Regions from separate parts of the Homo sapiens genome. Here region 2 is linked to region 1. The links are chromatin loops, found by intact Hi-C in ENCODE. Cell type or tissue: testis. All regions are shown on one strand. Links, peaks and the distances in the headings refer to the core of each region. The heading gives the core; the rest is flanking DNA.

Region 1 (2,861 bases), core at 362-2,861:
CTAGCTTTAAAAAGAAACAGTAAAAATACTAATAGATTAGCTGGGTGGGATGGCCCATGCTTGTAGTCCCAGCTACTCAGGAGGCTAAGCAAAAGGATGGCTTGAGCCCAAGAGTTCAGAGCAGCCTGGCCACCATAGTGAGATCCCTTCTCTTAAAAATAATAGGTTATTGCCAGATTTGGGGCATTTGGAAAGAAGTGCATTGAAGATAAAGCAAAAGTAAAAAAAAAAAAAAACAAAAAAAAACAAGGGGGAAGGGTTGGTTAGGCAATAATTAATTCTAGGGCAGGAAGAAGTACAGGATAGGAAGTAAGAGCATCATACGCTGTTTTTCTCAACAATGGGCAATATGTACATAGTCATAATGATGTGGTGACTGACTGCTTAGCCCCTAAATCTGGTAACTACTTTGGGACAATATGGGGGGAAAAGTGAAGATAGTGATGGTGTAAGAGCTAAATCCTCATCTGTCATATCAAGAAATCACTATATAATGTATAACATAATCAAGAAATGACTAAGTAGTTATGTGAAGAAAAGAATGGAACATTGCTAGAAGAGTTAGAAGTCATTGCTCCAGAGAATTAGGAGGGATGGGGCAGGGGACTGTTAGGATGCATTATAAACTGAAGAGGCTTTTAAAGATTACATGTATTAATATATGTATTCACTTGAAAAACTAAAAAAATAGTAATTTTTTAAAACCCATGGAGGTAACTACCAGAAGGAAAAACTAAGAGAATGAAAAGTGCTTTCCTCTGGAAAGAACAAGTCGCAGGACTGTTTTCATTGTAAGACTTTTGGAGCCATTTGATTTTACTTAACCATTTTCATATATTTCTTTAATAAAAATAATTCTATCTTAATAAAAAGTTACACTCATTCATTAAAAAAAGAATTTTAAGACTGTAATAAGAATCATAGTTTATTTCTGTTAGAGAAAGGCAATGTGTTATACTTGGAAAGAGGTCATATTAATTTTATCACATTTTTGGGACTCAGCATCTTTATATTTTCTGATTTTAAATAAACAACTTTGCTTATGAATTTTGTCTGAATCTCTAATAATCTCCTTATAATGCCTAGTTAATTATGCCCTTAGTTTGGGTAGGTTTTCAAATCTTATTAGTTATTTCTTTTTTAGATTACCGCTCATGTCCACTTATCTATAGGTGTCTTAGTATCATTTTATTTATATTTGAGATAACCATGTCAGATGTTAAAACACTTTCTCAATTTTTCTTATAACCATTTGACTTTAAGTGTGAAGGTATTTTAAAATTTTTTTTGTGCATTGTAAATTGAGTTTATTGATTCCACTGCTTTCAGGCTTATACATTTTTTCCCCGAGTGAAGCCACTTCTGTTTCTCCCCTTACCTTTTCATAGTTTGATCTTTTATGTTTAACCTCTTAATCTATCTAGAATCAATATATGTGTATCATGAGAATGTTAATGGATTTTACTCCCCATCCGCACCCCAAATAGCTACCAAAGAACAAACAATTCTACATTGAGTTTTAGGAATAAAAACTGTTAGCAGCAAACTTGAATTAAACCACTGCAGACATAAGACATTGAGCTGACACAAATAACATAAATCACATTAGTTTGTTTTTTGTGCTTTTTTTAATGTTAGCGTTAAAGAACCAAGCAGCTTAATAAGGACGTACCTCTAGGCAGGAAACAAATTTTTACATATCTAAGCAATTTTATTATAAGGTCAGTTGGTCTTAAGAAGTATTTCAGAGTAATTTATGGAATAACTCCTAAACTATGTTTTATGAATTTTCATATTTATATAAAATGTGTCAAAACCCTTCATGTTCATATAGAGGTTTATGTTGTCAAAAAGGTAAGGAGACGCTTTGTAGTAAAACAATATGACATCAAGAGAGCCCTGAGCTCCTTAAAATATATGGCAGAAAAACAACAGGAAAACACAACAGGAAACCTGTGATCAATGCTACAGAACACAGCATAGTTATAGGCAATCTTAGGCTTAAACGTCAGGTGAGATTCTCATTTTACTAAATTTCAGGGCTCCAATGTGGTCTGTACAAACTCCAGCAGACAATCCACTGTGTCTAGGAAGTAAATATAATGACTTTTATTTTTATTAAGCTTTATGTAGTCTTTTAAAATTTCTTTTTTTAGGGAAGTGTATTTAAAATGTACATAGTGCAGTAGAACAAGTATGTTAACTGTTATGGGCTGAAATTTGTCCCCCCAAAATTCACGTTGATGCCTTAACCCCCAGTACCTCAGAATGTGACTATATTTGGAGATGGGCCTTTACAAAGTTAAGTTATAAGAAGTCATAAAAAGAGGAAAATCGAACACACAGAGACAGTGGGGGTGGGTGGAGAAAAAAGGCCACGTGGGGACACAAGACAGTGTCTATCTATCAGGCAAGGAGGGGCCTCAGGAGAAAGCAAACCCACCAACTTGCTCTCAGACTACCAGTCCCCAGAACTGAGAAAATAAATTTCTGTTGTTTAAGCAACTTGTCTGTGATACTTTGTTATGGCCACCCTAGCAAACTAATACAATAACATAAACATCAATGTATATTAAAAATGTTTTCTGATAGAAGATATTATAATAAAAACTTGGAAACCACTGATCCACTTACCTAGGTTGTAAATGATTTCCTCATCCGCACACAGAAGGAACTTACAAGTTAAGCCCTCAACAAGCAAATGAACTTTTTTCCTATTTTCCATTTAATTATAAGCTGATCTCTTTCATTAAAGGAAGTTAATTTCTGGCTTTCTTTTTTTCCCCCCTCAAAAAACAGGTATCTATTATTCTGTTTCTGTAAAGATAAAGGATTATTGCTATTTTGATAACCTATGCCAT
Region 2 (2,920 bases), core at 316-2,815, 77 kb after region 1:
TTCAGCCTCCGAAGTAGCTTGGACTACAGGCGTGCGTCACCGTGCCCGTTTATTTTATTGTAGAAACGGGGTTTCGCCATATTGACCAGGCTGGTCTCGAACTCCAGGGCTCCAAAGATCGGCCAGCTTCGGCCTCCCAAAGTGCTGGGATTACAGGCGTGAGCCACCACACCCAGCCCATCTTTGACTTACAGAGTTGATCTTACTACTTATATTTAAAACATTCAAATTCAGTTAGGAGCTAATAATGGGGAAGAATCTCTAGTTTCATTTAAAGTTACTTTTTTTCCAATCTAGACATGTATTTTCTGTTATAATGTGTAAGTGTAGCTTTTCAGATTCATTCTTTAAAGGATAGTTCATTCTCATGGCAAATATACTTAAAATGTTAACAATTTAAAAAAAAAAACAACTTTGCTTTATCTTACCCTTGGCCCAATTCCAGACTAGAACTATGTGAAGTCAACATTATTTGTGTAACAAACACAAGATCTCTTTATAGGTTAGGCCTCAGTTTCAAAAGCATCAATTTCACTGATTATTTCCTAAGACAGTGCCTGGCACAAGGTATTGTCTTAATAAATATTTTTTGAATGAATGAATATCAAGTAACAGGTACTAATTATTAATACTTCCAGCATTTCAAAATGAAATGTTAAAAAGTGGACCCTTTCAATTAAAAGGTTTTACTAGAGACCGTATAAAAATTGGAAGCTACATTACAGTTAAGAAAACACTATCACTTGTTCTCATTGAATACAATATTTCTAAAGCAGAGTATTATCACTCTCATTTAATATTTAAGAAAGGTGGGGCCAAAATGGTTGAGTCATGTAATTATTAAGTAGTGGAGCCAGATTTCAAGCCCACGTCCTCAAATACAACTGTGTGGAGGTGTGACTTGGAATGGAATGTGCGGATATTATGAAAACTATATTCCATGTCCCCCTCTTTTTAAAAGAATTTCCATTACAAAAGCTTCAGAGGAAAAACACACAATGGATAGTTTTCAATTCCACACACACACACACACACACACACACACACACACTTTTTAACAAATTCAAACCTATTTAAAATATAACAACGGTAAGCATTGTCAATCGCAACAGAAAGTCGACCAGACAACAAGGCTACATCCTCCAATCTCTCCCTCCCGGGACACCCTGGGAATGAAAGCATCCCTTGCGGCCTGGGATAGACTCGTCCAGGCGCGGGGAAAAGGCGGCGCCTCGCCCCTGGGGCGCAGCCATCTCCAACCCCTAGGACGGCCAGGACAGCTGGCTCCAGCCTACCTGACAGGCTCCCGCCACCGCTTGAACCAGCCGCAGCAACTGGCCATCAGACTGAACATCCCGGGTCGCTCCTCCCACCACTTCCCATCCGAGCCCGGAGCGGACACCGGCACCCCGCTCTTCCCCGGGGGCCTCCGGCACTCCGAGACGCCCCTAAAGTGGATAAGTCGGGAGGAAAAGCCGGGAGGGAAGTGAAGGCGGCCGGCCCGAGCACTAAGCCTTGCTAACCGCGTGGGTCCGCGACGACTGCCCTCTTAGCCAAGGAACAACCTGACCAAAGACGCAGATACACCGTAGCCGAGTTAGCGGGACCCGGCTAAAGAAAAGCCCCGCGTCGACGTGCTGACGTTACTTCGAGGCGCGGAAGGCGTTCCCCAGGCAACGCCCGTACTGCGCTCGCCCAATCATCGGTTGAGGTCCTGAGGTAGAGGCCTCTGAGTGGCTGAAGAGTCCTGGCTACCCGCCCCTGCGCGAGACTAGGAAAAGAGAAAGGGGAGTACTCTATAAGAAGGAGGCGGAGCTCGAGGTAGCTCGTTCTCGTAACTAGGCAACCGGAGCGTCCGGAGATAAGCTGGAGGATCCGGGACAAATCTCCAGCAAGGCCTATCTTTATACCTACATAAAATGTGTTGCCAATCCACGGTGCTGTTCCTTTCCTTTCTCCAGTGTCCCCAACTGAGATTCAGAGATCTCAGGTCTTGTGCATGGGTTTTTCTTTTTCTTTCTTTCTTTTTTCTTGTTTTTTGTTTGTTTGTTTTTTGCTCAGGGATGGGGACCCTCTAGAATTCTGGCCGACTTAGGCAGCATGACTACAGGAACAATACACTGGGGCAATTCTTGTAAGTTAAAGACAAGGGGGAAATTCGCTTGCTAAATTTTCTCAGTAGTTCAGATGAGAGTGAAGCCTTAATCTCTAAAACGTTTATTACTGTTACATATGTGAAACGGAATTGTATGATATTTGTTGTAGGGGGGATTGTGATTACAAAAGAAAAATGCATTTCTTGTAGAAAATGTGAAAAATACTAAAAAGAAACAAGATGAAGAAAATGAGATCTCACAGGAGCTCTCAAAGATAACCATTTGGGGCCGGGCGCGGTGGCTCACGCCTGTAATCCCAGCACTTTGTGAGGCCGAGGCGGGCGGATCACGAGGCCAGGTGATCTAGACCATCCTGGCTAACATGGTGAAACCCCGTCTCTAGTAAAAATACAAAAAAAAAAAAACAAAAAAAAACAAAAACGGGTGTGGTGGCACGCGCCTGTAGTCCCAGCTACGCTGGAGACTGAGGCAGGGGAATTGCTTGAACCCGGGAGGCGGAGGTTGCAGTGAGCCGAGATCGCGCCACTGCACTCCAGTCTGGGCAACAGAGCAAGACTCCGTCTCAAAAATAAATAAATAACCATTTTGATGTATGTTTGTTTCAGGATTTTTAGGTACATAAATTGCTGGCTATTTGGTATCTGCAAGATGAAGATTGTTATCTCTTGACTGTTTTGTAATAGTTTATTTTTTAAAGAGGTATGTAATATTTGCATTTCTTTTATATACTTTGGAGAAAAAGAAATGACAAGGACATTCCTGTAGGGAAAAAATTATGCACAATATGTAGGGATCTGTGTGTC

What was found. A loop is a pair of places that touch in the nucleus more often than their neighbours do. Peaks named below come from ENCODE experiments on the same cell type or tissue, not always from the same donor. Only the 100,000 strongest peaks of a DNase experiment are listed, where the experiment ranks them.
Region 2: it touches region 1 in a loop (5-fold over the local background); 31 of 110 quality-filtered maps call a loop at or near these places.

What each region holds. Positions count from the first base shown.
Region 1 is chr3:94,056,108-94,058,968 of GRCh38, reverse strand. DHFR2 (dihydrofolate reductase 2) reads left to right here. Exons shown (of 2, transcript NM_176815.5): 2 at 1-1,047. Among named protein-coding and RNA genes, the nearest start is that of DHFR2, 5.4 kb to the left of the region's middle. In testis, for the core only: no CTCF peak of the experiment used is centred there; no DNase peak of the experiment used is centred there.
Region 2 is chr3:93,978,858-93,981,777 of GRCh38, reverse strand. It overlaps ARL13B (ARF like GTPase 13B), which reads right to left and starts at 1,623. Exons shown (of 10, transcript NM_001174150.2): 1 at 1,296-1,623. The coding sequence starts at 1,354. RefSeq lists enhancers at 1,456-1,585, 1,856-2,015. In testis, for the core only: no CTCF peak of the experiment used is centred there; a DNase peak (open chromatin) is centred at 1,737; H3K4me3 peaks cover 1,840 bases; H3K27ac peaks cover 1,485 bases.